Linked DNA regions of Mus musculus: all the other regions are linked to region 3. The links are chromatin loops, found by intact Hi-C in ENCODE. Cell type or tissue: heart. All regions are shown on one strand. Each heading gives the region's core, and the rest is flanking DNA. Links, peaks and the distances in the headings are about the cores only.

Region 1 (6,321 bases), core at 450-5,449, 120 kb before region 3:
AATGGCAGAATCATACATTAAGACTGACCTCTGGACAAGAACAAACAAGTATCCTATATACTGCTTAAAGGAGAAAATCATGGAAAATTTCCTCAAGAAGTATTTGAAAACAGCTGAGAATGGTGGTTTATCCTAGGAAGCCAAGGCTACATAATGAGACCATGTGAGCTGGAACACTCAGGCCTCTGAGTGATGGTGCCAACTGTTCTCCCTTATCCAACCCTTGGTACAGTGTCAGGTACATACTTCTTGGTCTTTGCATCCTTCATGACTTTGGCATCAGCCTTAGCACTTTTCAGGTCCCTTCGAGCATCTGCTAACTGATCTTTCTTGGCATCAATCTAGATAGACAGAGAAAAACGGCAGTGCAGTTAGGAATAAAATGACCTGGAGAGGGAAAGAAGCTTCATCTGAGAACGTAAAACTGGGAGCTGTAGTGCTTCCTAGTACAAAAAGGCTTTATGAAAATGGTGGACAGTGACTGCAGAAAACAATCCAGCTGCTGTCTGCTGCTCATTTACGTTCTTCGGTGAACAATATAAGGTTCTGTAGAGTAACCTGGAAATCTGGTTGTACTCTTTCAGGAAAACACACTAGCTTTAGAAAACAGAGGAGGACCCAGATGACAGCTATTTTCAAATTAATCCTATGCCAGACTTTAGCATTCTTTTGTTTGTTTATGAGTTAGTTAGTTCGTTAGAAAGAGACTGGAGCCGGTGGTGCACACCTTTAATCCCAGCACTTGGGAGGCAGAGGCAGGCAGATTTCTGAGTTTGAGGCCAGCCTGGTATACAGAGTTGAGTTCCAGGACAGCCAGGGCTATACAGAGAAACCCTGTTTCAAAAAAAAAAAAAAAAAAAAAAAAAAAAAAAGGAAGGAAGGAAGAGACTAGAACTCACTCTGTAGACTAAGCTGGCCTTAAACTCAGTGATCAGTGATCTTCCTGTCCTTGACTTTCAAATGCTGGGATTATAGGCGTGGGCCACCACTCTGGGCCTTTAGCATTCCTTCTGAGACTACCAGAGGAGATACACACATCTACTAAGCAAGCCTGCCAAATCTGGGAAAGAATTGCCAGCTTTGGGAAAGGATATACTAAAGAGGATATCACAGGAAATTATAAACTGGCAAGTAGACATCAATGAGGAATTGCTTCAACTTGGCTTACTATTTTAGAAAGTAAAGGAGTCTAAAGTGAGAAGAAAATTAGTCATCATTCAATAAGCATCAATTGAAGTTTTCCCTCCACAGAGGAAATCTTATGGAATCCATATCTACAAGGAAGAGACAGAATAATTCCATCATTCTTTCCTGCTTGTTGAACCCACAAAACCTAAATTCTGCTTTGGGTGTTGCTTAGAAACAGCAATATGATGATATTGTAGCTAATGCTGGTGAGTTTGTGCTGCTGGATTCTAAAGAATCCTATCCCCATAATCACCCTGCTGACCTATGAGGTCAAGAGAATATCCCAGAGTGAATACATGTTGACTTACACACATTGGGTTGTTGTTGACTGAGCCTAAAATTTGTTAGAAAAACACCACACCCATTGCCACCCTCTACCCTTCCGGGGGTGGGGGTAGGGGACCCACATAAAATGCAGCCCAAGATTAGAAACAATTCACCATTGTGAGAGAATCATTAAATGTTTACTGTTAGTGGCTTCCTTCCACTATCTATGTTGTACTAGAACTGACTTTGCACACAAAAGCATTGGAGCCACAACTAGGCAGAGGCTTCTTAGACTAGAAACACAGCAAATCACAGTCGTAACCATTTCTGTGAATGCTAAACTGGCAAGCTATGTCAAATTCTCTCAAAGACTCCATTGACTGACTAGGCAACTGGGCGTGTGTTTACTTTGTGGGCACACTGGAGAAGGTTCCTACACTTGGAGGGCTTCTTTGGCAGACAGCCCGAGCTGCTCAAACAGTGGTTTCAAATGAGAGCAACAAATGACCTCCTCATTCTCCAGGAAGGGTCTCCTGAACTGTGTAAATAGCACCTGGTACTCATACTTTATTTATTCTGGGCTTGGAATGACAACACATGAGGAAAGTAAGCAGCATCAGAGGATCTCCATCTAACAGGGCAAAGCAAAGGCTCATGCTCAAAAGGCAGTCTGTGGGGTTCTTAGCTTGCTGACCGTCGTCCTTTGCTGACCTTAGGTGCAGATTTGAGATTCACTCCCTGTGGATCTGGAGATCCTTTCAGGCCAGGGGTATCAGAATCTCTAGGTTGTAGCTTTAGATTAATATACATTATGCCTGTGTTCTCATCTTGCAGAAATCTCAATAGGGGAATATTCTAAGCCTGAAAATATGTGTTAAGTTTCATTGCAAAGCAGTTTCTAAAAGTAAATTGTCCAAGTATAGAATTCTATAAATTTGGATTAAAAAAAAAATGCATCTGTACTTTGGCTACTCTCTAGTTGACATTATTTCCTCTTTAACTGTGAGCAAGAATCCAAAGAAATAACTTGTCTTGTGACTATTGCCAACAGATGGTGAATACTTTCCTGTTATGCATTGCAGTGTTGCAGAACTCTGGAAATGTCACTTTTATTATCATTGTCTTAAACTTTATAATTGTTAGGATCACCTCAAGATCTTAAATGAGGATACTTATTCCTAAGCCACAGACTGTGTGTATTAAATGTTTTCCATTGTAACCCTGTGTGTCTGTTTTAACATGTTCACTGTGGATTTAAATGCATAGTTAAGCAGCCAGTGCCGAGAGAGAAACAACAACTTGTTCTCGTATCAGTCTCTCCCAATAGGGCACAACCTGACACAGTCATATCTGACACACCTCAACCGATGTAAATAGTTGTTCTAGGATTAGGAGCGAATTAAATGCCATTGCTTCACCATCTTTTAAACTTCAAACAATGTAACAGGATTCCTCTCCCTTCCCCTGCTTCTGCTTTGGGGATCAAGCCCAGGGCTTCACATATGGTAGACAAGCAAAGGTGGGTTCTGCCACTGAGGTGTATCTTTCTGTCATGTTTCTTAGCCAGATCACCGAGACTTTATTTTTGTCATGCTAGGGATGGAGCCCAGAGCATGCTGCACACAAGGCAAGCATTCTACCACGAAGATTTCCATTTTCCCTAAGTATAACAAGGACAACAACTAGCAATTCAGTGGTATGTCAAAGTTAGCACTTCAAAACAGAAAGTGGCTCATAGAGAACTTGTGTCTCCAGCACAAATATTTTAGGAAAAAAAAACAATGATACTATCAAATTATTTCCATTTGTTGAAAAAAAATCTTTCTAAACCGACCCAGATTAGCCTGCTGTTATCCCAGGCCATACTATGTCAGATTCCAGAAGCCTCTGCTTGTCAGAAGACATCAGACATGGACTCCCTTTGCTACCCTACCTTTGGACCCACCATACCTTAGACTGCAAGTTCATCATTGACTTCTCAAAGGTCTTTGGTGGCGCCCTCTGGTGGTTACAAAGAATTGCAACAGCTCGATTGGCACGGTTATAAGATAGAATCTTCGCTGGTACATTCTCATCAGCTACAAAGAAATATAATAGTAACTGGGTCAGTTTGTATACCAAGAATATACACATGAAATGCATTCTAGATGTTTTTACAAACCTTCAGTTTATCATAACCAAGTTTCAAGGTCAACATTTGAGTCAAAGGCAGTAAATTTCTACATAAACCTGAATGAGTTTCTGTCACAGGAGGAATTCTGAGCCTCTCTTTTATATTTTTCTTTACCCTTACTGGATTTTGTGTCCAGGTCTCATTATGAAGTCCAGGTGGTCTCTAAACTGCTAAGTTCCTGAATAGCTATAACTACTGCCCAGCTTGTCTACATTACAGGGAAATCTATATTTTTGGTTTTGTTTCTTAAAAACTTCAAGAGTTGGGCCTGGAGAGATGGCTCAGCTGTTAAGAGCACTGACTGCTTTCCAGATGGTTGTGAGTGCAATTCCCAGCAACCACACAGTGGTTCATAGTCATCTGTAATGGAATCCAATATCCTCTTCTGGTATGTCTGAAGACAGTGACAGTGTACTCACATAAAACAAGTAAATCTTTAAACAAACAAACAAACCAAAACAAAAAACAAAAACCCAAAGCCCCCAGACCTTTATACTGCTTTTCTTATTCCCTGTCTCCCACTTACTAGGCAGATGTAGCAAATGCTGCAGCTGTGCTAGAAGAAATGACTACAGGAGAATGAGATGAAGGGATCCTAAGCTATACTGCAGGGGCTGCAGAGAAGGCTCAGTGGTTAAAAAATACTTGCTGCTCATGCAGAGAACCTGGGTTTGGTTTCATCTATTACTCTAGTTCTAGGGATCTGACTTTCTTTCTTTTTTGTGGAGGGGTAGGAGTGGGGATGGGGTGTTCTTTTAAGACAGGGTCCTTGAACTTGCTCTATAGACCAGGCTAGCTTCAAACTCAAGAGATTTGTTTGCCTCTGCTTCCAAGTGCTGGGCTGCCACCAACACATCCAGGCTTTTTAGCCACTGTTTAAACCAATCCTAATTACTGATCTCCAGCATACCATCTCTGGCTCGTCTAAGAGCATTTGATACATTTATAGAAGGCAGTGGAAATTCAAGTGGCAGGAGCAGAAGGGTTGCCTACAGCCTCAGCTGTGGGTAGGCTGAAGCAGAAGGTTCACTAGCTTGGATCACATGATGAATGTGCCCAGCCTTTAGCTACAGTGTGAGAGTTTGTTTTAAATGGAGAGGAAAAGAAGTTCTAAGGTCCCAGAGGTAATTATTACATACTATTATGAAGACCAAAAAGAAAAAAAGAAAAAGATTTACTACTACATTTTTCTGGTAACCATGACAACTCTATTCTCCCCAATTTAACACCACTGCCTATACCCTCTGAGCTTGTAAGTAACACAGATAAAACATAAAAATTTTTAGACCAGATGCAAAGCTCTTGTTAGTATTCTATGAGATTAATCTAGAGTTTGCAGCAGCAGTGGGAAGAAAGGCCTTGGTTTTGCTTAGACAGCAAAGCCTCTTCAAGAGGTTGGCGGGAAAGAATGAAGAGAAGGAAACTGGCACCATCCCAAGGACAACCATACAGAGTATTACTTACGGGCTGTGAGCTCTTTAAGCTGCTGCTGTAGTGTGATGGAGGCATTGTAGGTACGGAACACCTTGGCAGTCAAGCCCTCCATGAGATCCTGAAGATGTTTATTTAGAATACCAGTCTGCATTAAACACGACAACAAAGAGGATATTGGAACTGAGGTAAACACCAAATCACCCTTTCCCTTACAGTGAATACTAGGAGTCCTTGTGCCAGTGCTGCCACCATCCTGCCAGTTACTGTCCTGTCCTTCACAGAGGAAGTTAGCAAAGAGGGAAAATAATTCCAGAATACAGGAAGGATTGCATAGTGCCTTTCTATAAAGTACTTTAATCTTAAGTTCAAGACAACAAATTTTTTCTTTCTTATAAATATCTCTCCCAGTAAAGAAAGCAAGTGAAAGCCTTAGGTCTGTAGCAAAGGCAGCTGGGCGTCTCATGAAAGCATGAAAGGATGAAAGGAAGAGGGAAGATCCATGGAAAGCTCAGCTCCCTCTGCCTTGCAGCTTTGGTAGGAATCCACAGCACCACCCACAGGGTGGGAGGAGGGAGGGTCTGCTGCTGGTTACAGATGACTGAGTGCCCCAAGGGAGGAGGGATATGTAGAATGTCACTGGACAATCTAGACTGAATGGACAGTCCAAATACCCTTTGACAACTCTTGACCCCAGGAGCTTGAGATTGCCTTGGACTTTAGCCTAGTGTCCTGTGTTTACTCACATTAAGTCGATCAAAAAGATCGTCCTCAGGCTGCTTGTTCTCCATAAACAGTTGTAAGTTTTTAAAAACCTAAAACAAGTCCAATTATTATTTTAAAATTTTTTAGAAATAATTTCAAACTCACAATAACTTTCAAAAAAGAGAAAAGGTAGAAAGACAACCTATATATATTATACCCAAATTCTTGTTCTGCATGTGTAAATTTACATAAATACCTAAGTATCAGTTCTCAGCCATTTGTGGTATATATTGTAACTCAAATAGGATGTTTGTTAGCATCAAACATCCTGGCATCTACTTCCTAAGAACAAAAACACTCCCTTATAGCCAACCTATGCTTACCCTAGTTACTCGATTGAACTGGCACCCACTGTTATCGAATGGGCGAAAGTAGTAGGTACCTATGTCTATCTCATGGGTCTACAGAGATGAGCTCAGAGACTGAGAACTGAAAGATTACCATTTTATTCAGTTGGGGCTTGGACTGGGGCTAAGAAAAACCACAAGATAACAAGT
Region 2 (6,321 bases), core at 459-5,458, 130 kb before region 3:
AAGACTCCTCATCCTGCCTCACACCGAGGAAAATGACTATCAGAAAGAGCCGAGGTTTCTCAAAACTCCTGACTTACTTCTCCCACCAGAGACTTGTGTGTAAACCCACCACACTCAGGTCTGGGAAGGCTACGACAGGAAACCAGAGGAGCAACTCTGGGCTACCCTGTGGTCACGAGAACATCCAACACAAAGGGCTGGACCTCAAAACCCAAGGCCAGGGAACCTTTCTGAATGCAAGCTCCTTGTTATATGCTGCAAGGGCAAAGGAGCCCTGGCTCTAGCTTTGGATGGCTGCCTAGCACCATGGACCTCCAAAATTCAGATCTGGGGCAAAAAAAAAAAAAAAAAAAAAAACCATCCACGGGACATGGGGAGGGGGAAGCAGTCACGGTTTTAGCTTTCATACCCCATCCTCCCAAAGAAGAGGGAGATGAGTAGGCCCGCTCTGCTCCACAACCAGCCCTACCCCAACATCTGCCTAAGTTCTACATGAGGATTCCAAAGGTTCTTGCGCCAATAAGCCCATCCCGGAGCTCTTAGGAGTTTTCACAGACAGCACACTCTGGAGAAATGGCAGTGGGCAGGAAGATCTTGTCGGTTCCCCAGGTTCTCAGGTTGGATGAGGGGGTCCCTGTCTTGGCTTCCCCTCACAGCCACTGACAGCCGCCCGATGCTAAGGGCCGGAATCCCACTCCACTTGTCCAACCAGTGAGGACTCTTAGGCCTCAGGGCAAAGTGCCTGGAACACTCCCCCCCTACTGGGGGAGGGGGTGTCCTATCAGGTGATCCAAGACCCGGATGCCCCCCTCCACCCGCCCCAGAGTGACCACCAGGGACTGGGCGGAGACGGGGCGCCAGGCGCGAGGCCCGAAAGTTTGCCCAAGTGTTTGGGAGGCGGGCAGGCGCGAGGCAGGCCGGAGTGGGGCGCACTTACTGGACCCCTCGATTTTGTCCGCGCCGCGGCTCCATGTGATCTGGCGCGTCTCCAACTTGACCTGGAAGGTCTTCCGTTCTGGCCGCTGCGACTTCTTGGAGTAGAACAAAGTCATGACGGTGCCCACCTCGAGGCTGCGGCAGAGGTGCAGCACCTCGGCTTCGGAGGGTGCGCCAGGCCCGCAGCCGTTGGCGCAGGGGGTCGCGACGCCCGCCATGCTGCAGCGACCTCGGCGACGCAAGCCGGCGGGCCCGGAGCGGCGGAGGCGGAGGCGGTGGCGGCGGCCGGGGAGGCGAGCGGGACCCGGTGGCAGCTCCTGCGGGCGGACGCGGGGCGGGGACTGAGCGCGGGGGCGGGGCGGGGTGAGGCTCCGCCCTCAGCGCGCCGGGAACAAAGACGCTCCTGGGGACGACCCCCGCCCACCGCCGCGCCTGCGCCCCGCAACCCGGGGCAGGCCGCAGCGGGCGGACCTGGACACCTCGGTTCGGCCGAGCTTTCCCCGCGCAGGCCTGACACAACGCGGGGCACGGCCGCCCGTCACGCACGCAACCCCGCCCACAGGCTGCGGCCCGTCGGTCCGACGCGCGCACGGGCCTCCGGCCCACACGGGACCCGCCGCGGCAGTGTGCACGCCTCCCAGGGAGCGAGGGGGCTGCGCGACCCCCAGCCCTCCCGCCGAACCCGGTTACCTGGCAAGGCTGCCGGGCGGAGGGAGCCGCGCCAGCCTGGCCTCCTCACACCCGCGGTGGCGGCGGGGGCGGGCCCTCCGCGCACCCTCTCCGGGGAGGGGCGCACTCGTGGATTGGCTAACAGGCCGTGAGTGACAGCACGCCTGCCACGCCCCCTCTGCGCAGACGTCTTTTGCAAGGGCTTGAGCAGACAGACGGGTTCTAGGGTGGCCTTGGAGTGTGGCCTCTGGGGAGGGGGCCACGCAGGTGTGGGCAGGGCCCTCAGACTCTCGGACGCGGGTCCGGTGGCCTTCGAGGCCTCTCGCGTGGTCCGCTGCCCTCCTCACGCTCCGCCCGCGCCCTACCTGCACTTAGTCTCCGAAGCTCTGGTTTGTCCTCTGCCTCATTTTCCTCTGGACTCAGTGCTGGGCCAGTTGCAGGGTGGCTTCCCCTCTGCGCAGACACAGGTGACCCCAATCCTGGGTCTCCCCTGACCTCCCGACCCAGGCATCTCGTCATCTGCGCCACAGCCTTGCTTGCCATCCTCATCACATGGCCCCTTTCACCCGCTACACCTTCTCTATATGGCAGTGAACTCCTGAATTTGGAAGACCCCACACCTTGCAAGAACCTTTTTTCTTCTCTCCCTCATCCCTAAGTAATCCACTGAGGCTCTTCCCTCCTGCCTTTGGGGCTCTCTCCACTCTACGCACGATCCTGAGGACCCCTCTTCTCTCTGTGTACACTATCCTCTTGGGTCTTGCCTGCATCTGAGCTTCAGAATTTACCACTAAAGCCTTTGAAATTGCGTACGTGAATTCCCACTGTGCTTCAAATCAGCACAGCTTCGTGGCCCAGCAGTCCTGTCTTGCCTTCCCCTATCTCTCCTGCTTCATCCCTCACCGCGGACTTTGCCTCTATTCTCCAGACATGACACCTGTCTGTGACTGTTAAATAACTTAAAATCAATCTTCCAAAAGCCGTTCTCTGAACAGCACGGGTAAACCCGAGGGCATCCCTTGATCCTGCCGTCTGGCCAATGATGAGCAGACAGTTAGTTGGACAGCTACCCTGCAGCTCTGGACAGCATCTGCATTTCAGAGGTGAGAAGTCCCACACAACATCCCCTTGCAGGAAAGCTCCCCTGGGATTCCTGAGACTAGAATTTGTGATGTATGGGTTTGGACAACCCACCCACCTGGGCCACCTTCGCTTTGCCAGGCAAATAGTGACAGATGCGCTATTTCCCTTGAGGGTGGTCTCAAGAACGTCCGAATTCTGTATACCACTGAGGAACTTTGTCCTGAGGGACTGGGGAGTTGAGATAGACTGACTGCCACCTAGTGACAGGCCTCTGATGTAGGCGGAAACTGGACTTGAGGTTGGCTTGCACAACTCATGATCCTAATTATCTTCTAATCAAGGTTTCAGAGCCCCGTGACTTGAAGTCAGGCTATGTAATAAGTGGGAAGCTGAGTGTCTGTGTTCCACAAGAGAGCCCACTGGGTGAGAGGTAATCCTGGTGGCCATTGGCTAGCTGGCCAATCATTAAGTAAGAGGAGCTGTGTCTTATGTCTGTAGGACTTCAAGAGAGGCCAAATGGTGTAAAGAGATGGACATATGTATTTTGAAGGGAAGGCTGGAGGAAAGTACTTTCCAGGTATGAATAACAGCATGTGCAAAGGCCCTGGGGTTTTTACTCAGTGGAGGGGAATGGCCAGCCAGGATGATTAGACAGAGAGGGCAGATGGAGCTGAACAGGGCCTTTCCCTGCCTGCCTGGTCTGGCCGGTTCTCTCAGGAGACACCCTCTTAAAATGTTGTAATCGTTGTTGAGCTTTCTGTGCCAACTCCAGCAGCCTAGAGGCTACAGTATGCTTTAAAATTCTATTTTCTGGGAGCTTCCTTGTGTTCAGCCCAAACCTTTTTTGCTTTTGTGTCTGTAACAAGACCCCACCCCCACCCCCAGGGGCTCCATGATTTTCTTCCAACAGCAATTTGTTTGCCAGGCCTATAATTGGGAAACAGGGCCTCATTTCCTCTTCCTAGCTTCCTAGGCCTTAGGTGTCTCCTTCTACCCAAGGAAGTTTGGGAAAAGTAGGGCACACACAGGGTGTAGCCAGTATGGGCTTCCCCCAGCTCAGCATATATAAGGATGTGTAGGTGTCACTGGTAATGTATATACATTTGTGCTGTCTGGGAGGTGCTCTAGCCCCCACACAAGGCACTTGCCTGTGACGTCACCCCGACTAGCCCAGATTGGGGCTTATTTCAGGCAACACTCATGCTTCAACCTTAGCTTATACCAAGCCTGTTCCTGGAGTCAAGGAAAGACTGCCCAGCTGCCCCTCTGGCCTGTGGGCCTGATCTCATATTGCGTTTAATAACTACTTAGAACAGTGGTAAGCATATTGTGAGCTTCTTCTTTTTTTTAATTTATTTTTTATTAGGTATTTTCCTCGTTTACATTTTCAATGCTATCCCAAAAGTCCCCCATACCCACCCCCCAATCCCCTACACACCCACTCCCCCTTTTTGGCCCTGGGGTTCCCCTGTACTGGGGCATATAAAGTTTGCAAGTCCAATGGGCCTCTCTTTGCAGTGATGGCTGACTAGGCCATCTTTTGATACATATGCAGCTAGAGACAAGAGCTCCGGGGTACTGGTTAGTTCATATTGTTGTTCCACCTATAGGGTTGCAGATCCCTTTAGCTCCTTGGGTACTTTCTCTAGCTCCTCCATTGGGGGCCGTGTGATCCATCCAATAGCTGACTGTGATCATCCACTTCTGTGTTTGCTAGGCCCCGGCATAGTCTCACAAGAGACAGCTATATCTGGGTCCTTTCAGCAAAATCTTGCTAGTGTATGCAATGGTGTCAACGTTTGGAAGCTGATTATGGGATGGGTCCCTGCATATGGCAATCACTAGATGGTCCATCCTTTCGTCGCAGCTCCAAATTTTGTCTCTGTAACTCCTTCCATGAGTGTTTTGTTCCCATTTCTAAGAAGGGGCAAAGTGTCCACACTTTGGTCTTCGTTCTTCTTGAATTTCATGCGTTTAGCAAATTGTATCTTATATCTTGGGTATCCTAAGTGAGCTTCTTTATTTACAGTTACCATGTGGGTCCTAGAGATAGAATTCGGGCCATCAGGTTTAACAGCAAGTACCTTTACCCACAGAACTACCTCACTTTCTCTGTTTTCTGTTTTTAGTTATTTTGTACAAGTTTGTCAAAGCCAGGCTCATCTTGAGTTTAGCTATTCTCCTGACTCAGCAACTCAGCCTTGCTGGGATTAAAAATGTGAGCTACTGTGCTTCCCGGCTAGGTCGGAATTTGTTTTAGGGTGCTGTCTCTGATAGGTTAGTGGGTAGAATACTTTTTAGGGAGCAGCCCTAAGGTCAGCATTGTGGAAGCAACAGGAAGGAGATGGGAGTGCGAACAGCCTCAGACAACTTCCAGGGAACTGTGTTGTGCAGTGCTATCCTGGAATGGATGTTCATTGTTCTGCAAAACGTTCATCCTCAGCCTCCTGGCTCTTTGTGAGCTGACGGACTGGCAGATGGATTTCTATTTACACTTCTTCCAGAAGTGATGACAAGTCTTTCCTTGAACAGGAAGCAGGTACGCTGCTATGTTCACTGCATTTTTCTTCAGGTATGGTCTTGCTTGTAGAACCCAGGCTGGCCTTAAACTTGAGGCCTCCCCAGCCTCCCAAGAATTGAGACATCCAGTGGGCACCACTGCACCAAGCTCTTTAGGAAAAATAGAGGGCACTTAAAACACAAAAGGACAAAAATGCTGTGTGGTTGAAATGGGAGATGTGATTATAAGGGCAATCACAGTATGGTTGAGTGGTAATGGAGCTGCTGCGATTAAGAGGCAGCTGTGGCTGAGCTCTATAGTAGCTAAAGTAGTGACTCTCAATGTTTGCTAACTAGTTCTGTGGAAAGGGAATAACATTTTCCTGGAATTAAATTATAAGAAAATATTCTCACATGACTATGTATGTGATTAAAATAACAGAGGGCATTCTTAGCAGGCTAGTACCAAGTGCTAACACACTTTTCTTCGTTATAATGATTGACTCTAGAAGTCATCATGTCAGAGCATAGTGATGTTCCGTTCACAGAGGGAGACAAAGACTTAGACTTGAAGTGTCTGCTTAATCCATTCATCAAGCTGTGTTCCGTCCCTTATTTCCTCTGCTGTTAACTGTACATGCAGCAAGCACTTCCTAAGTGCACACCTCAGTGAACCTGCAGTATAAGCCCTTGTCCTCTGACCTGCAAACCTATCTAGGGCCCCATCCCTTCTGACATCATAACCTCCGGGCTCCTTTCCTTAAGTCAGTTGCATTCTCAGTCCCTTAAAGGAACTTTAGGGGTTTTGTTTGTTTTTACTCAAGTTAAAAATCGTACCTGCTGGGTGGTGGTGGCACACCTTTAATCCCAGCACTTGGGAGGCAGAGGCAGGCAGATCTTTATGAGTTTGAGGCCAGCCTGGTCTGCAGAGCAAGTTCCAGGATAGCCAAGGGTACACAGAGAAACCCTGTCTTGTAGAACAAAAGCTCCATAACTCACATCTATGCCAACAGTTCCCAACAACCTCTTGTGTCCACAGCCCTGGCTGCCTCACTACTGACTGTTCCCATTAGCTCTCTTCAGCCAGGAACGGCCGGTACAGTGCTTGTTTCACTGAGGTCAAGCATGTGGTGC
Region 3 (6,321 bases), core at 736-5,735:
GGTTGGCTTTGAATTCACAAAGATCCACTTACCTCTTTCTCCTGAGTGCTGGGATTAAGTCTGGCTGGTACACCTCCCTCCTTCCCCTTCCCCTACCCAGAGTTTCTCAGTGTAGCCCTGGTTGTCCTGGAACTCAAGCTGTGGACCAGGCTGGCCTTGAACTCAGAGATCTGCCTGTGTCTGCCTCTTGAGTGCTGGGATTAAAGACGTGCACCACTGACATCTGGCATGGGGCTCCAGTTTTGTTTTGTTTTATAAAATTTATTTGCTTGTTTGTTTTATATGAGTACACTGTACCTCTCTTCGGACACTCCAGAAGAGGGCATCAGAACCCATTACAGATGGTTGTGAGCCACCATGTGGTTGCTGGGAATTGAACTCAGGACCTCTGGAAGAGCCATCTCTCCAGCCCAGTGCTCCATTTTTATGTGGGTGTTGGAGATTCATGTACATCTACGTGCCACGTGCATGCCTGGTCCACTTGGAAGCCAGAAGAAGTCCTTGGATCTCCTGGAACTGGAGTTACAGATGGTTACATCTGCCATGTTTGTGCTGGGAACCCCACCTGGGTCCTCTGGGAGTAACCACTGAGCCAACTCAACTCTCCAGCTGAAACGAACAGCAGTTTTTATAATCAAACTTTTAGTCAGGTGTGCCACCCTACATAATTTTAACCCCAGCGGTCTGGAAGGAGAGACAGGCAGATCTCCTAGTCTGAGTCCAGCTTGCTCTACTTGTGAGTTTCAGACCAGCTGTGGAGCATACAGAAACTTTGTCTCAAAACCAATGAAACAGAAATCACACTCTGTAACAGGGTTCTTTGTTACATGCCGAGGAACTGCAGTTGGGAACTATGAATTTACTTTTTGTATCTAAAGCACTACATTCCTATGAGCGCTATAAGCTGTGTCCCTAATAAAAAGCATTGCATTTCATGACATGTGTGTGGAGTTGCAGATCTGACCCAAGCTGTTTGGGCAGCGTTGGTTGGCACTGTGTGTCAGAGTGTCTGTTATGTCCCAAACTTAGGCTGCAGTGAAGCCTGGCGGTGTAAGACAGGGGAACACTGCGGGGACACCTTGCAGTCATTACGTGTCGGATTTTAAATTAATATTTTCTTGTTGAGTGGTAAGAACCTTTTACTGTTGATTATATATATATATATATATATATATATATATATATATATATTTGTTCAACTTCCATAGCCAGTTCTATGACTGACTGAGGAGGGGCTGTGATCCTGACTTGGGAAGTTTTAAGCCAGGATCTGTGTTCTCTTCAGGAAGACTTAGTTTTAAGTGAAAACATGGGATCTCACGACAGTGTCTCAGTGCAAAGGGTGCACATCCCTACTGCTTTGGCCCTCAGGGATTTGCTTCATCAGATGTGAGCCAGCAATGAGGGGCACAGAGCCCTGCTACTGAACTTCCAGTGCAAAGAAGTTGCTCGAGAATAACTGGTGCCGTTTTTATCTTTCTCTGTGTGATATAGAAAAAAAAAATCAAATAAAGAATATCGGACCTTCTGTTGTTAGCTTGGTCCTTTTTTTCCTAGGAGGTTATTAGGACAGACTCATGAGCATCTTCTTCTTTCAGTCTGTGATTGGTGTTAAGTCAGCTTTTTGCAACTGTGGTAAATATGGAAGAAACTGACGTATAAAGAGAAGCCATTGGCCTTGTTGCTTTGGGTTTATGTCAGACAGCATGTCACGGCGGGAGTCTGTAGTGGTGCTAAGCCACTCACAGAATCCCCCAGAATCCTGTCCAGGAACATAGTTCCTGGGACGTAAAGGCTTCCAAGAGTTCTTGCCTCTTAAAGGCCCCCCCCCGCACCCCCCCCAGGAACTCTGCCTGGGAAGCAAGCCTTAACACATGGGCCTTCAAAGAGTGCTTAACATTCAAATCATAGCAAGAACTTGCCTGCACCTGTTATATTTTCAAGTTAGTGTTGCTGGGCAAAGAATTATTAGCATATCCTCCATTACTGACTCTTTTTAAAATGTTACTTCATTTTCTCTTGACATAAAGCCTTGCTAAATAATATTTGAATTTATTTTCTCATGTCAGTTATTTATTTATTTATTTATTCTGCCAAGACACAGAAAGATTTTTCCCTTTTCCCCTGAAGATTTGGAAATTTTTATTTTATTTATTTATTTATTTATTTATTTATTTTGGTTTTTCGAGACAGGGTTTCTCTGTGTAGCCCTGGCTGTCCTGGCACTCACTTTGTAGACTAGGCTGGCCTCAAACTCAGAAATCCGCCTGCCTCTGCCTCCTGGGATTAAAGGCGTGTGCCACCACGCCCGGCTTCGAATGTCATTTTGAAATAGGCAACAGGTTCCATTCTGTTCTGAGAGTGTCTCTCTGGTGTGGTTTTCCTGTTGGTGGGAATGCTGTTTTATTCCTCATTTGTTTGTTTTTGTTTTTATTTTTTGGTTTTCTTTGTTTGTTTTGTTTTGTTTTGTTTTGCTTGATTTAACTTCCTATGAGATTTGGCCTCAAAACTTTCCTACAGTTTGCCTTTTGTGAAAGTGCTTTTCCTGAACTGAAGGAATCACAAAAGGTTGACGTTCTTAACTGGAAGAGCACCCACTTTCTTGTGCAGTTTTAAGGAGGCATAAAAAAAGATAGTGACCTTTCGAGGGGCGTGGGGTGGGTGGGGTAGCAGTGGGGTGTTCTTGGCTTAATTTTCGGCCTCTCCTTATATTGGACCTTTCTCCTACTTTCTGATTGCTCTGATCCCACTCATTTTTATGTGGGATTTGGAGAGATTAATAAGCTCTGTGGGCATAGCTATGATTTCCCCAGTAAGGTGTAGTGCATTTATTTGCAAGGCTGGAGGAGGCTATGACAGACAGCATTTTCCTATCTATTTGGAGTTGACCTTGAACTCCTGTTTCGAAATGGGAGGTGTACTGGCTGGTTTGGGGTGTCAACTTGACACAGGCTGGAGTTATCACAGAGAAAGGAGCTTCAGTTGGGGAGATGCCTCCTCGAGGTCCAGCTGTAAGGCATTTTCTCAGTTAGTGATCAAGGGGGAAAGGCCCCTTGTGGGTGGGACCATCTTTGGGCTGGTAGTCTTGGGTTCTATAAGAGAGCAGGCTGAGCAAGCCAGGAGAAGCAAGCCAGTAAAGAACATCCCTCCATGGCCTCTGCATCAGCTCCTGCTTCCTGACCTGCTTGAGTTCCAGTCCTGCATCCTTTGGTGATCAACAGCAGTATGGAAATGTAAGCCGAATAAACCCTTTCCTCCCCAACTTGCTTCTTGGTCATGATGTTTGTGCAGGAATAGAAACCCTGACTAAGACAGGAGGTCCTGTTTCTAGGATTCTAAAATTACAGGCACTCACTACTGCACCCAGTCTCAGATCAGTCTGTCTAATGGCAAGCTGCTTATTGAGCCATAGGCAAGACGAGTTCATAAATGTCGGAGAGTTAATTGTTTCTGTGTTGGGTTGGCCAGGCTTCCAGCTCTGGTCCCCCATTCAGGCCCCACAGGTTTAACCTTCGCTCCTTGTACTTGGCTCAGGAGAGAGTTACATACAGTGCGTTTCCCACCTCTGGTGTTTGCTGGGTCCTCTGGGGCATTTCTTCGTAGCGCAGGTTCTGGAGAACAGGAGGAAGGTACTACTGACTCCACTACCCAAGAAAAAGGGATGAACCTGGGTTGTGAAGGGCCTGCTGTGTGAGCCTGCACCGCCACCTGCTGGCCATAAGTTTAATTACACAGCAGAGAGGTTGCAGTTCCCCCCTCAGCCAATGGAGTGGATTCTTTACCCTTCTATTCCCAAAGGCAAACTTATGTTAATATAATGATGATAATAATAGCAGAGAAAGAATTTCTCTATTGTTTAGACGTTTACACCTTTGTTTTTGGTTTTAATGAGCAGGGTCTCTCTACATAGTTCTGGCTGTCCTGGAACTTGCTTATGTAGATCAGACGTGCCTCGAGCTCAGAGATCCATCTGCTTCTGTCTCCTGAGTGCAGGGATTAAAGGTGTGTGCCACCACGTCTCTAGCCATGTCCTTTCTTTTTAGAAACGTAAATAATGTGTATTTATTTTCTTACAGCTCTAGAGACTCTGGCTATTTACATCGGCAGGGATAGGAGGGGGTAGGAGATTCAGATGCTGAGACTCGATGCTGAACTCGACTTCACTAGTTGCCAGAGAGTAAGGTGGCGTTGATTCACCTTCCCGTTTCCAGGTCTGGTTGTGCTGGGCAGGATAAAGAGGCCCAGGCTTAGTTCATAGGACTCGTGGTCTCCTTCTCTTGGGAGAAGGGACTCTGCAGACATGGACCTTGAGGTTGCACGGGCTTCCTGGGGTGCTTTGATCTGATCACCTGAGCATCACAGAGAATGGTCCCTCTCTGTGAATAGAGACCTTGTCTTGGCTTCAGTTAGAGACACAACATCGAAGGGTTGGAAGCTGGAGGTGGGAAACACAAGTAAAGAGTCTAAGTGGCTTCTGGAAACTGAATTTTCTAGAAGGAAGTTGTGCTCGTGTGGCTGGCTGAGTGATTAGAACTTCCTGGTGGTGGGAAGTCGGGCACTGTGGAAATGGAGCCAAAATTATCAGGGAGTTCTTTTTAGTACCCCAATGGCTACTAGGTGCCCATCTCTGTCTGACCTAAAATCCTTTCCTGAATGTATGTGCGTGCATATGTGTGTTCATGTGTGTGCAGGTACATGTGTGTGGAGGCCAGGAGATAATGTCATATGTTGTTACTTAGGAGATGTCCACGGCTTATGTTTTTTTTTTTTTAAAGATTTATTTTATTTATATGAGTATACTTGTAGCTGTCTTCAGACACACCAGAAGAGGGCATCAGATCTCATTACAAATGGTTGTAAGCCACCATGTGGTTGCTGGGATTTGAACTCAGGACCTTCAGAAGAGCAGTCAGTGCTGTTAACCACTCAGCCGTCTCTCCAGCCCATTATGTTTGTTTTTAAAAATTAATCAATTAATTAAATAAATCAAATTATTGTATTTATATATGTTTAATATATAAATGTAACATATCTTATAAAATATATATTTCATAAATAAATAAATTCAATCAACAGAGCAATTAATTAATTACTTACTAGAGTGGTGGGTGAGTAGGTGGCAGTCAGAAGACAACTGTAGGAGATTTTTACTTTCTTCTACCATGTGTGTTCTCAGGATTGAACTCAGGTCACCAGGATTGGTGACAAACACTCACACTCACTGACCCATCTCAATGTCCCTGCCTTGTATTGGTACAGACTCTTCTCTCAGTGGTCTAGAGTTTGCCATTTATGCTAGCTGGCTGGCTAGCAAGCCCCGAGGCTCTGTATGCCTCTGCTTTCCAAGTGTGGTGATCCTAAGTGCATGCATGCCATGGCACACAGCTCTTATACAGAACGCCTGGGGATTGGATACAGGTCTTCATACCCGTATAGAAAATACTTCAATGACAGAGCGATACCCTTGAGATGCTAATATCCTTTTGACTATGAGGTAGACTATTCCAGAATGTATCAGCCTAGCAGATTGCTAGCTTCCATTATCCCCAAAGTTAAAAGTGTCACCAGGTAGCATCTGAGACCTGAGATCCTGGCTTTGCTATGGCTTACCTAACCAATGGCTCCACCTACCTATGTGAGCAATGCCTTGACGTGGGGCCTCCTTTTGTTCTGTAACTATAAAAATATCATGAGAACATTGCCACATTGGAATGCATTTTGGGGGGGGGGCGCGGAGAACCCGAGCCCGTGTTCCTGGGCCACGTTCAGCCATTTTGGGCTCAAGGATAAACTCTCTCTTTTTTCCTCTGCTGTGCAAGTCATGCTTTATGTCACCACGTCTAAATGCTGACAAAATGGATGTCCCTGGGAGCCCTGCAGAGGAATGCAGACCTGCTGACATCTTGGTTTTTGTCCCAGGGACATGGAAGCGCAGGAGTTTACTGTGTCTAGACAATGATGATTTGATAATGTCTTTGTGTGGTCACAAGTTACAAGATAGGAAACGAAAGGTCAAGTGTACATAGTAAGACATTTCCCATGCATTGTAAGGTCTTCTTAGTTCTTTTATTTCATGATCATTTTCTGAGCACCTACTATGTTCTAGAGATGTGCTCACTACAGGGTTACAGGGGTGAACGTGGCTCTTCTGTTACTGAATTTAGGGTCACTATCTGTACTCCAAGAGGTCAAGTTGGTCATCGGTGCTTTAGAATAAAACCATCAAATTAATAGCAAACTACATACACATGCACACTATTCATACATACACTATTCACACTGTGCACACACACACACTGCACACACATGCACACACTACAC
Region 4 (6,321 bases), core at 559-5,558, 340 kb before region 3:
TACACCCACTCCTCCACCCCGTGCAAAAGTTAATCTGTCCACATTGCTGGTATTTATATTTGCCACAAGCTACCCAGGCTATGTTAGTCTTAGGAGGCATAGCTGAAGCCAGAGCTCATAGTCCCACCGACAGACAACAACATCCCAGTCCTGGCTTCTGTAATACCAGTCTGGGACCTCTCAACTTGGAGACCAGAACTCTGAAGAACTTTTATGAAAACTTGGTACTGGGAAAAAGGGCAGACACAAAGCCGCCCCACTGAAGACCTTTCTGCTTGACTCATTGGCATCTAATCTCATTAAGTGGCCCTCACTCATGTGCTTGATCTGGAAACCTCCAAAGAATTTAAGTCAGAATTGGCCAAAGCCAAGGATTCGGGTTTCATTTGGTTGTGTTTGCAGTTTCTTCAGACCTGTTATCTGAAGTACAGGAGCTGAACAGCAGGACCCCAGGACATGCTTGCTTAGAGCTGCTTTTGTGGTCCACATACAGGATATCAGTGGGATAACATGAGAAGCAAGTAAATAAGTACTGTCTCCCACTAAGTACTTCATGAGCTTAGTGTGGGACTGGAAGCAACGTGGCAGTGGCAGTTCCATGTCACCCGAACGGCTCTGATGCCTGAGCCCTGGAGAAGAAAAGCCAAGTCCAGGGTGAGAAGGGAACAGTAGAGTCCCCAGCAGACCTCGCCCGAGGCGGGTCCTCATCTGATCATTTCTATCCTGGAGGGTCAGTAGTGGGGTTGGTGGAAATGGGTGAAGTCAAGTCCTGGGTCATATACTCCTTTCAGTAGCCAGTAAGGGTTGCCAGCTCCAATAGGAAGAGAAACCAAGAGTAAAGAAAGAACAAAGAAGTGCTTGCTGCAGATCCTGAGGCATGTACACAGGGGTAAACACCAGCTTTCCAGCCCAACTCCAGGGCCCACACACAAGAAAGGTTTCTTTCTGCATGACCTGTGTTCTGGGTGGATGAAGAGACACCACTGTAGTGCCAAGAACAGGGAGGTGTGGTTGAGTACACATTACCAGGACTTACTCAGAGTGCTTAATGGCCTTGTCCTTGGTCCCCACAATAACTGCCTATCTCTATATCCATGAGCGACCTAAGATCCAGAGAGGATAAATAGCTTATCTAGTCAGTGAACTGGTCAGTGACGAGCTGAGCTTTGAGAATCCAAATTGGTTCCTGAGCCCTAAGTTGCCTGTGGGGAGTTGGAGGGAGCGGGCAGCTGTTCTGCCTGGGGGCTTCCTAAACTAGAAGTAAGTACAGATGGCTGAGGGAGAGGGACCGTGCTAGCTCACACTGCCCTTTGCCACCAATGTCACCCTGGAGGCCAATTGGGAGGCAGTTAATTTGGGTATTTCCTAGCCCTGTTAACACGGGTGTTGAGAGGTTTCTGGGCCAGGGTGATCCGGAGAGATCTTGGTATCTCTGCTTGGCCTCACCAGCCTAAGGCTAAGGAGCCATGTGAGAAGTGGCTTCGCCTCTCAAAGGTGGAAAGAAGAATAGCAGGCCTTGAGTAGCTGCTCAGCTATAAGAACCTGGGGGAGAGGGAGCTACTAGAGAAATGGATGCTCCTCACACACTTGACCTCCCGCCCTAGGCAGCTGACCTGCATACACCATTGATGATCACCACGGCACCTATTGGTGCCTCTCTGGGTCACTGTGTCAGGGCTTGAGAGACGTGCACTTATCACAACATGTCTTCCCCAAATGAGAACCCAGTTCAAGTAGATGGCTGCCTGCCTTCAGTGGCACAACTGGTGAGCAGAAAGGCAAGAATGAAGGGCAGTCTAAATGTGCCGTCTACTGTGGCTTTGGCTTCCTGTGTGAAGCCGCAGGCCCCACATAGCTATGTAGAGGGAAAACAGCCAACGACAACCCCAGGCTGAGAAGGGACTTCATATGGATAAATTATGGGAAAAGCCAAAGGAATAGTCCATGGACATGGAGATTATATCACATTTAAATTACCATAAATAAACTTAGTGCTCAGCCACACTCATGCCAGGCTATGCTGCTTTTGTGCTGAGACCGCTGTTGTCACAGGAGCCTATGTCTGTGAAAGCCTGAGACATTCATTCCCTGGTCCTTGACCAAAATTCTTGTCTGCTGACCCCTGGCCCACAATGTCGATTTAATTTATAGACTATTTGTTAAGTCAGTTAAAATCTACTCATGAACTCAAACATTCTATAGGAATGTGGATCCTACAGTAGAATCACATTTACATTTAAGATAAAAACAGACGTCAAAGCAGCCCTGGACTCCAGGCAGCCTCCTGAACATCCTGTAAAACCCTGTGGTCCTTTCACATTGGAGGAAAAGTTTGGTCTGTCCTACCCCATGTTTTTGGGAGCCAGAAGAGGGCAAATTTGAAGATGCTGTCAAGAGTTGAGATTGCTGAAGGGAGGACCCGGGAAGTGTGTGAGGAAAGTCGGGATATAAGGAGATAACCAGGAGCCAAAGCCATCTGTGGCTTGTCATTGAAACAATGACAGTCCTCCAAAGTGGCAGAGGCTGGCCAGCAGAGTGGACCACAGGGAACCCTTGCAGGAGGACAGGCCTGGCAGATGAGCCCTTTATCAGTGCAGAAGTAAGGGAGCTTATTCCATCACAACCCACAATGGGGGTAGCTCCCTCCAGCCAGCTGGACTCTGAAATGTCTTAGAGACTTCCAGGCTCTCCCACAATGGACCAAGCTGGCTGGACCCCGCCCTTGGGGATCTGATTGTGCAGTGAGTGGCAGAGAGAATGACTGGGTTGTGCAGTCGTTGCCCTTTCCTAACTTAACACCAGGTAAGATTTGAGACAGTGTTTTGTTCCCCTGCTGGCCTGTGTGTGCTGTCACACAGTGATAGCAACCTCCAGGGCCTTCACAGAAGCCCCACCCAGCATTCAAAAAGGAATATGGGGGTTCCCGACTGGGCAAAATTATAGAAGGATTTGTATTAGTCTGTTTGAGCTACCATGACAGAGTCGCGTAGTCTGGGAAGTATAAACTTTTTTTCCCACCATCGAGAGGTCAGGAGTCCAAGATCGGGGTTCTGACGTGTCCATCTGTTTCTGCTGAACACTTACTGACTTGCAAACAGCTGCATTCTTGTGGGCACCCAGAGCAGATGCATGAAGGAAGAGAGTGCTTGAAGGCCCCTTTTAAGGATGTAGCCGGGGCTTGCTATCCTAGGCACAAAGGACGAAGTGGAGAGCTGTGGACTTCCACCTCTGTCTGAACAGCTGCCCCCACAGGAGCTGAGAAACAGGGCTGTCCATCCAAGGAACTTCCCACAACCCACAGGCACTCCACTCTAGGTGAGTGGTTCTCAACCTTCCTTTTTTTCAAAAAAGATTATTTATTTTATGTATGTGAGTACACTGTAGCTGTCTTCAGATACACCACAAGAGGGCATCAGATCTCATTACAGATGATTGTGAGCCATCCCTCCAGCCCCAGTTCCCAACCTTCCTAATGCTGCAAACCCTTTAGTAACAGTTCCACATGTTGTGGCGACCCTTGACCATAAAATTGTTTTTATTGCAACTTCATAACTGCAATCTTGCTCCTATTATGAATCGTAAGGTACTTTTGGAGGTCGAGGTTAGTCAAAGGGGTTGTGACCCACAGGTTGAGAACCGCTGCCCTAGGCACAGCAGTGTTTGTGAACTTGGATGTCTACTTCTCAGGGCTCCTACTACTCAGGATGACACACCTGGATGACGTGGAGGCTTAAGGTGGCAGGAGGTGATGGAGATCAGAAGCTTGGCACGTGGCTACTTAGCTGGTACCTCAGTAGCTGGTGTCTGCCTTACAGGGATGTGAGCTCTGTGCTGGTTCATCCCTCATTCCACAGAGCATGGAAACGCATGGTACCTCAGTAGCTGGTGTCTGCCTTACAGGGATGTGAGCTCTGTGCTGGTCCATCCCTCATTCCACAGAGCATGGAAACGCAGATGTTCCCTTATCCTTGATATTTTAAAATGTATTTTATTTATTCTTTGAGAATGCCCTGCATTTACACGATGTATTTTGTTCATAGTTACCCTCCTACAACCCCTCCAACTTCTCCCAGACTCCTTCCCACACCACATCTTCCTCCCATCTCCGTAGTCTCTTCTGTTAGTCTGCTGGATCCATAAGTGTTTCTAGTGTGTGTGTGGATATGGGGCCATCCATTGGAGTATGGACAACTTCCCAGTAGCCGCATCCCTGAAGAAAACTGATCTTCTGCCCCTCGAAGCTATCAGTAGTGAGTGCCTCTGCTAGGGGTGGGGCTTTGTAAGTGCCTCCCCCAGCCATGAGGAGATTTGCTGTGGAACAGTGTCTTCCTGCCGTGACAAGGCTGTACACATAGGGCCTCACAACGGTTGCCTTCTCAAGCCCCGAACACGCTCGATTCCCTGACTCTTAAGTGTCTGCCATCAGTTATTTTCACACTGAGTTATTTTACTTGAAGCAGACAAGTATCTGGCTGCAGGCTGAGCCTCGCTCACAGAGCTCAGTGTGAGCGATTACAGACCCGTGGGTGCCGACAGGTTCCTGATACAATCCGAAGGTAACAGGAGATACAGAAGCAGATTCCGTGTGGAGGGAGGTGACTCCCATGCCCTGGCTTTAAAAGCAGCAGGCTTATCTGGAGGTTTCAATGCAACACTGAGGCCAGACAAGTAGCTTAAGAAAGTCCCCTGAGTAATGTGTCCTTGGGCCCCTACTCAGGCCCTGTTGGAGTGCCTGTGACTGTAGCAACAACACCCTTCAGATAACCTCGGTTTTCTCCCAGTGTCTCTGGGCTCCCAGACCCTTAATGATTGCCAAAAGTGACACTCTCTATAGCCCCCTGCAGGTCTGAATACTGGGAGCAGTGGCCAGAGGAAAGGGAGAGCAATCCCCAGCATGCCCGTGGTGTGATGGACCAAGACAGCTGGAGCTGCCTAGACACCACTCCCATCATGCCCTTCCCGCCCCCGCTTCAGCTCTGACCCAGGCTTTTCCACTCGATTTCAGACTTTCCAGACAGCAAAGCCCAGATGGCCAAGGAGGGAGGGAGGGAGAAGTAGGAATCCGCAGGGATTGGACACAAGGTCTCAGCATCTTTTGGATCCTATATGTATTTCCAGCATCCAGGAATCCCCTCCTAATCTGGGCCAACTTCCCAGCTCTCATCCCTGGGACCCCAAAAGCCACCCTTCTTACATGGATATGGTAACTCTTATAAATGCTCTCATCCACAGGCCAGTAAAACATGGCCCCTGTTGTCTGAACTACCTACTATTCAGGAAGAATTCTTACACCCTTGGACAATTTTTGCTTGAACCCCTTGGGACTCTGGAATAAAACCCTGTGGGAACACAGAGGAAGACCTTCATCATGGTATAGGCAGGAGCATCACAGACTTTTCTCTGTGCCTCTGTGGGATTGGGAGAAATGACCCCAACACCCCCAGCACTACTTAGGTGCTGGGAAACCCCTGACTTCGCTATTTCAGGGACCTGGGGGGGCTTTTGTTCCCTTCAGACCAGAGGAAGAGGCTCAGAGCCTGCTACTAGAAAGCCACAGGAAACTACCAGCTGCTTACAATTGGGGCTGACTCCAGGATGCTCTCAGCACAGGCTGATGGATGCTGAGATGCCACATGGCCTGGGCCTCTTCTCCTGTGTCTGTTTAATGAAGAAGGCCCCTCCAGCTCCGTTGCCCCACCATGGAACCATGAGTTGCTGTGCTCCCCTTGTTGGGGTAGGAGGTCTCCAGGCTAGGCTCAACCTTAGACTGCAGGGCCCTCTCCCTGGCTGGGGCTCAGCACTGATATTCCCATTCAATCTTGCCTTAGAGCAGGAGTCCTGAGTCTCCCAGGCAGGATCCCTACCTCCCTATTAGTCTGTTCCCCATGAGGCTTTTTTGTAAAAACTTTGGCTGGAGACCAAGGAACTTTTGAAACCTCTATGGGCTAGACCAAGATGTACAGACCTGTCTTCCTCCTAGAGTTGATAGGGACCAGATTGTTCACAAATACTGAGGTGGAAGCTGGAGGTGGAAGAGAGGAAAGGATTGCTTAAAGTGGCCTTGCCTACTGCAGAGGCCCTGGCAGCAGTCTCCCCATCGGAGTGGGTGGGATGTGGGAGAAGTGAAGCCCGGAGCCAGGGAACTCCCATAACACACATGTGACATATATGAAGTCACCCACCCTAACATGTTTAGGTATAGATGTGTTAGATAGATAACAAACCTCAAAACTACATACTAACATGATCGATGTATAGAGAGGGGGGGCACAGGTGACCCAGGCACTACAGCTGCAGAGCCATACGCAAACATGATTTATA
Region 5 (6,321 bases), core at 437-5,436, 100 kb before region 3:
AATTATACTTTACTAAGTAAATCTTTAACACAGAAAAATATAAAAGTAATGAATTCACTGTTGTGTCACAAGAAGCAAAAAATTATACAAAGAATCACTATCCAAGATTTTCTAGTTTAGCAGACGATCATACCAATTTTTCTTCCTTGCTCATCTGTTTCCGAGCTTCTGACTGCGCTTTGAAATACTGGCTCATCTGTGTAAAGTCGCATTTGCTTAGGTTGGTAATCGTATTTTTTTCGTCATTAGTCATTTCCTAATTGAGTAAAAAGGTTAAGAAAATTAAATATATTAATAAGTCTTCCTGTCTCTTCAAAATTCATCCTTTTTCCCCTTTAATCAAAGGTGTCTAGAAGGGAAGCCAACCTCAATAACCATTGCTTCTGGGGAGTGGTGCTGCTCTGTTATAAGATGATTAGTTTCATATAAAATATCACTAGTCATTTATCAAAGAAAATTACTCATTTTTTAGCGATCTTTGACAAAAACACAAACTCAAACATATAAACACCAATCCAAGAGACCTATATTAATCAATTACTTTAGCAATAAAGAGAAATACTTTCTTATTCCCATGCACACTAATCTGCTCTTATTAAATTTAGAATGCCCTTGGATGGTGAATTTTAATTCAACCTCTTTTCAAAATTATCCAAATTGAAAACAATGGTACTTTTTTATATCAATACAGAATAGATGGTCAGACTGACCCTGTGTAAAGGCATCAGAGGACAGTCCCTGCAGAAACAATGCTTCCTTTGCTCAACTGGATTTGAGGTTTTCTGTTTAACCTAATCTGATAAGCTCCTTCCTGCAGTCACATGAAAGCTGAGAAGGGATATATTCTTGTTGAACAAAAACCACATTAAAATAGTAAGGGAAAAAAGATATACATTAAACTATACTTTGCATTTTTTAAACAAACAAGACATTAACAAATGAGCTATACCTCTAAGTCAGCACTTTTATAAATGATTAAGATATGAACACATGGGCCACAATACCTTTCTCCAATCTTTAAAGAAATTTTTCCTGAATATTTCCTTAGTAGTATATTCGTGGTCAAGCATTTTTGCAAAGAATGTAGCTACTTCTTCTGCTTTAGGACTCAGCTTCATAACTTTACCTGAAGGAAGAAAATGGTTCCAAACAGTGAGGCACACTATTCATATTCTATGTGCACTGAACACTGGAGAGGTCATGACTGATGGCTCACCTTTCCAAGGTGTACAAAGGTCTGCTGACACACAGTGATAACAACAACAGAGTAACATACTGTCAGAGATCTACTTAAAAATTTCTCCTTCTCTTTAGTAGATATTTACCTGGGTCTTTTTTTGGAGACTATGCCAGTTAATTGTTCCCAGGTGCCTGCTCAGGACAGGGATGACCTGGGGAAGGCCCAGCCACTCTTCCTTTTCCTTTCAGCAAGCAGGGTCCTTTACACCTCTTCAATGGTTTTTAAAAATCAAATCCTCAGAAGGACTCCTGCCACTGCTAAGCTAAGCAGCCTCTGTTCAAGAAGGGGAGGAAAGGATAGGGGCAGGGAGTGGAAGAAAGGAATTGTGGGGAAAAGAAATAGGCATCTTTCTTCTTCAAAGTTACGTGGGTGGAATATGAATAAGAATATATATTCATAGCAGGCAAGCCCAGATTTCCCACATAAAAAGCGTAAATAAGACCTTCCTCTAGAACCTTGCTACTCAAGTAGTTCACAGACCAAAACCATCACAAGCAAGTTTGTTATAAATACCAAGTTTTGGGCCTCAGTCCTATACCTAGAATCAAAAACTGCACTGTATGTCTATGTGTGGGGTTGTATGTGTACAACAGTACCCATGGAAGGTCAGAGCCTTAGGTGTCAGTCCTTGCCTTCCATCTTATTTTGAGATAAGGTCTCTTTGTTCACTGCTATATATATATATAGAGGCTAGCTGGCACGGACTCATCCATTCTCGTCTCCACTTCCCCTCTCACCACAGGGACACGCTACAATTGCAGACAAGTGTGCTACTTTGATGTGGTTCTAAAAAAACATCCTTAAGACACCAGGCTGGTACAGCAGGTACTTTACCCACTGAGCCAGCCTCCCAGCCAGAAAAGCACTTTTGGAGCACTAGTGTATTCAGAGTGAAATACAGGTACACATGCACCTGAAACACTGGGAATAGCACCAGGAACTCACTTCTTTCAGGAAAGTCTAATCATTCCACAGCATGAGGTGAGGGTGGGTTAGGCAGCAAGTAAGTATATGTAAAGACTGTCCAAAAAAGCCTGTGGTTCACAAGGAAAGCCACTACAATAGTTAATAAATCCTGGAAGTGATTTTGTGTCCTCAGATAGATCATAACTGACAGTGAAAGAAAAGTACTTAAAAGCTTAATCTACAAAATATTCAAAGAGAATATTGCACTCCTAGGGCCAATTTCTATCTTTTCTCAAAAAAAAAAAAATCAACTTTATAATATTATATAGAAACAATTTATGCCACAATAGCATTTTGCTGCATTCTAAATGAGATTAATATCTCACACTTACAACTATGTAAGTACTAATAATAATTCAAAAGAATTAAAATTTATTACAGAAATCTAAAACTTAACCAGAAGCCTACTCATTGTAATAATTGAGAGACATCTCATCTCATAATGGGTAGTATTGCTCAACCAGACTGTATGAAACATAGGGAATACATCACAAAACAAACTTGTGCTACAGGTACATTATCAGCTTAGAAGACATAACCTAAAAGGCAAATAGGTGGTGTAGCTCTTCCTCAGCACACTCAAGATTCTGTGTTGGAAAAGGATTTTTTGAGTAAGGTGTTTCCTGTTTTCCCCACTCAGTCTGAACAAGAGTTGCCAGCAAAACAGCAACATGATTCAAATATAATGGAGGGGAATACAAACAAACAAACAAACAAATGGGGGCAAAAAGACAAGGTAGCAGTAGCCTATAATTGTAGCATTCGGAAGGCTGGGAAAGGAGGATTGTGCATTTGAAACTGGTCTCAGCTACAAAATCAGCATCTCAAAACAAAAAATAAAAATAGATAAGGAAATTTTAAGGAATGTGTTCCCTGGTATGTTTGTTTTCATAAACTAAATATTCCCCAATAGTGTTCTTATTTTGGGTGGGGAGCCTTTGCACTGCACTGGCTTTGTCCCACCCACAAAGAACCTACTTGATTTGTTTTAAATGGGCTGTGGAAGGATTAAGTAACAGCTATAGCACCGGAGTGGTGGAGGGTGTGTAGGTTCCCAGCAATCATCGTAGTACTTTGTGGGAAAAGTTGAGCTCCCGGAAACAAAAAGAAACTGTTGAGTCAGAGTTGAAATGGCAGGTCCTTAACAGCGGCTGCAATTCTGTGCTTCAGCCAACTCATGTCCTGTGCAGAGGCGGCCAGGGGGAAGTCCAGGGCAAGGCAGCAATGTCCTGCCTACCAGTACTTACTTATCAGTTTGCACTAGTAAGTCAAACACTCTTGACTTATTTGGAGGAGTTTTATAACCAAAGGGAGGAAATCCTAGGAGGACCAACAGAGAAAAGGAAACTAGAGGTAGGGACCACAGGCCTTAGTTTCCTTGAAACCCCACAATAAAAAAAAAAAAAAAAAAAAACTACTTTCTATCGTCATCACCTTGGCTTTCACAGTGAGGCTTTTCCAGCGAGCTGTCTAAAGTTAGTGAGCTCAGGTCAGGCTACAGAATACAGCAATTGTCTTTTTCAAGGTCTTAAGGCCTTTTCTCTTCACTAGGAAGTTTAAATTTGTGTATTTTCGTAAATCTTCAGGAATGATCTAGTGTGTAGGGTGTCTTACAGTTTCTGGTCAAACTGGTTAGCTAATCTAAAAACTTGCCAGTCACACCACCAAGTGTTTTATGCCACTGACTTCCTACATAGATTAAATCAGTAGTCTCTATCTATCTGGGACTTGGGTGTCTGAACACAAGCATATTCAATAAACATTTCCGAACCTTTCGAAAATATTAGTTGAACATCCATTTCCCAAAACATGTGATTTTTTTCCATTTTCATTTTTTTCACCCCTAGATTTTGGAGAATGACGGTATGTGGGGGTGTGTTTGTAAAAATAAGGTATCAGGTTGGGTATTATTAGTAATCAGTGATGGGAATCTTTAATTCCAGCACTCAGGCAGAGACAAGCAGGCCTCTGAGATCAAAGCCAGCTAAGACTACAAAAATGAGACCTTATCTCAAAAAAAAAAAAAAAAAAGAGGGAGGGAGAGAGAGAAATAAAATATCTTAAGGATGAGACCCAGGTCAAAATTCACTTGTTTCATATACAGATTTCAATTATTGGATGCTAATAAACCCGTCTCATCCTAAACCCACAGGCATCTATGCTCCTAAAGCCATTGCTGGCGGTTAAAGAGATACACCAAGGGGCTGGTGAGATGGCTCAGTGGGTAAGAGCACCCGACTGCTCTTCTGAAGGTCCAGAGTTCAAATCCCAGCAACCACATGGTGGCTCACAACCATCTGTAACAAAATCTGACGCCCTCTTCTTCTGGAGTGTCTGAAGACAGCTACAGTATACTTACATATAATAAATAAATAAATCTAAAAAAAAAAAAAAAAAAAAAAAAAAGAGATACACCAAATAGCTCTGAATGGTTTTGCTATTTTGGTGTCCAGTGTCTCTCCCTGTTAGTAAATACATTTATTTGATTCATAAACACCCAGTCCTACCTCTCATCTATTAACCTGGTGAATTATAAATACATAGAGAGTTTGAGAACGAACTCTAGCATCTCTGGACAGAACTCTTAGAATGAAGGAGTCAGTTGGACATTACTACCTGATACACAGTCAGTCGAAGGATTGTGAGAGGCTACTCTCAGATCCCTCAACCCAAGGACAAAAACACAGATGTGGAACTCTCAGACATTTTAGAAAGTTCCAAGAGACCCAAGGAGGCCAGATAAGGTGGCATGTGCCTCAGGAGCAGATGGGTACATCTACTGAATTCAAGGACAGCTGATCTATATTATCAAGTTACAGGCCAGGCAGGGCTACACAGTTAGAAATGTCTCAAAAAAATAAAATTAAGAGACCTAGGCAGAGCGTTTCTTTAAAATTCACCTGTCAAAGGCACAGTTGCACTACTTAGAGTGACATAGCTTAGGTTTCTTACCTATAAGCTGAATGATGGCCACTAATCCTTTGCTAATACAATTTCTAGTGATAAGCAGCATGTTGGCATACTATATTATCACTAAGTGCTACTATTTAAATGAGAACTCAATACAGAACAGCTTCCTATTGAGTTACACACTCAAAATAAAAACCTTCAATGTGTATTTTATAGGCTGTGAGCCAAACAGATAAACCTTTTTAGACTACAGATAAGACATTAACAGCCCCCTTTTTCATATTTTTCAAGCAGCAAAGGGGTCCTTCTGAATTAAACACCTGAGATTCCTTTTCCCAAGCCACACATAGACAATAAAACAAAGTGAAATAACTAGCTAGGACTGTGCAATATAGGCAGTGCCCTCATTTTCTAACCCTGAATAGAAACAAACCATTCTTAGCCAAAATTCAAACAACCTGAAATAACTCACCATCATAGTAAAACTTGACACTCTCTGGCAGAGGCTCATATGGTGGAGCGAAGACAGGCCCTTTATGCTCTAGGAATTTCCATTTGATGCCTTCTGGATAACGTTCTTCTTCCCACCTTTCAAAGACAAGGCACAAGCTCATTAAGTGATCACCTGGCTTAGTAAAAAGATCCTCACCTATTAAATTCAAAATAATTAACTAATCAATTTGTGGTGCCCATTCAAAGGCTGTGTCTCACTGAAAAGAGCAGCAATTTCAAGCAAACTGAAAGAATATGGTAATTAAAAAAATTTCATTTCAACAGTTTCAATTTAGAGATACTAAGTATTAAAAGACCATCCATCACTCAAAAAACCCATATAAAACTATTTATATATAAAATATGCCACAGTGGTACATGCAAAAGAGGCATTACTAAACTGATGGCACATGCAGGTGAGAGTTTAGAAGAAAGCAGCCCTATTTGAAAATTCAAAGCACAACCAGACTGGATGCCTTCAGTTCCAGAGTGTGGAATTCTGAGACCAGCAGAAGGTAGAGTTCTGGGACAGCCAAGGCTACATAGTAAGACCTGGACTCAAGAAAACCAACAATACAAACGCAAGAGGACTGAGGAGATTCTAATGGAGGTGCACTAAGTTTAAGGCACTTCTGAAATACAGGGAACTATCCCGTAGATACTTGACAAAAATCTAAATAAACTGCAGAATAAATATCTTTCTAAAACATTTT

Evidence for each region. A loop is a pair of places that touch in the nucleus more often than their neighbours do. Peaks named below come from ENCODE experiments on the same cell type or tissue, not always from the same donor. Only the 100,000 strongest peaks of a DNase experiment are listed, where the experiment ranks them.
Region 1: it touches region 3 in a loop (3-fold over the local background); 11 of 42 quality-filtered maps call a loop at or near these places.
Region 2: a loop joins it to region 3, with 3 times the contacts of the local background. A loop is called at or near these places in 8 of 42 quality-filtered maps.
Region 4: a loop joins it to region 3, with 6 times the contacts of the local background. A loop is called at or near these places in 11 of 42 quality-filtered maps.
Region 5: it touches region 3 in a loop (3-fold over the local background); 12 of 42 quality-filtered maps call a loop at or near these places.

Annotation. Positions count from the first base shown.
Region 1 is chr2:160,714,599-160,720,919 of GRCm38, reverse strand. Top1 (topoisomerase (DNA) I) reads right to left here. Exons shown (of 21, transcript NM_009408.2): 16 at 5,806-5,874; 17 at 5,093-5,207; 18 at 3,406-3,533; 19 at 247-341. Among named protein-coding and RNA genes, the nearest start is that of Gm52567, 13 kb to the left of the region's middle. In heart, for the core only: CTCF peaks have their summits at 3,261 and 3,462 (motif pointing left); no DNase peak of the experiment used is centred there.
Region 2 is chr2:160,726,650-160,732,970 of GRCm38, reverse strand. It overlaps Plcg1 (phospholipase C, gamma 1), which reads right to left and starts at 1,661. Exons shown (of 34, transcript NM_021280.3): 1 at 1,627-1,661; 2 at 938-1,253. The coding sequence starts at 1,154. It overlaps Gm52567 (a long non-coding RNA gene), which reads left to right and starts at 2,224. Exons shown (of 2, transcript XR_003954082.1): 1 at 2,224-3,265. In heart, for the core only: CTCF peaks have their summits at 847 and 2,952 (motif pointing left); DNase peaks (open chromatin) are centred at 950, 1,380, 1,730, 2,880 and 1 weaker place; H3K4me3 peaks cover 2,049 bases; H3K27ac peaks cover 1,926 bases.
Region 3 is chr2:160,595,417-160,601,737 of GRCm38, reverse strand. No RefSeq gene overlaps it. Among named protein-coding and RNA genes, the nearest start is that of Gm14221, 18 kb to the right of the region's middle. In heart, for the core only: no CTCF peak of the experiment used is centred there; a DNase peak (open chromatin) is centred at 3,577; H3K27me3 peaks cover 471 bases.
Region 4 is chr2:160,939,715-160,946,035 of GRCm38, reverse strand. No RefSeq gene overlaps it. Among named protein-coding and RNA genes, the nearest start is that of Emilin3, 31 kb to the right of the region's middle. In heart, for the core only: a CTCF peak has its summit at 3,383 (motif pointing right); a DNase peak (open chromatin) is centred at 4,965; H3K4me3 peaks cover 806 bases; H3K27ac peaks cover 1,095 bases.
Region 5 is chr2:160,697,507-160,703,827 of GRCm38, reverse strand. Top1 (topoisomerase (DNA) I) reads right to left here. Exons shown (of 21, transcript NM_009408.2): 9 at 5,589-5,704; 10 at 1,005-1,126; 11 at 134-256. Among named protein-coding and RNA genes, the nearest start is that of Gm52567, 30 kb to the left of the region's middle. In heart, for the core only: a CTCF peak has its summit at 3,401; a DNase peak (open chromatin) is centred at 3,387.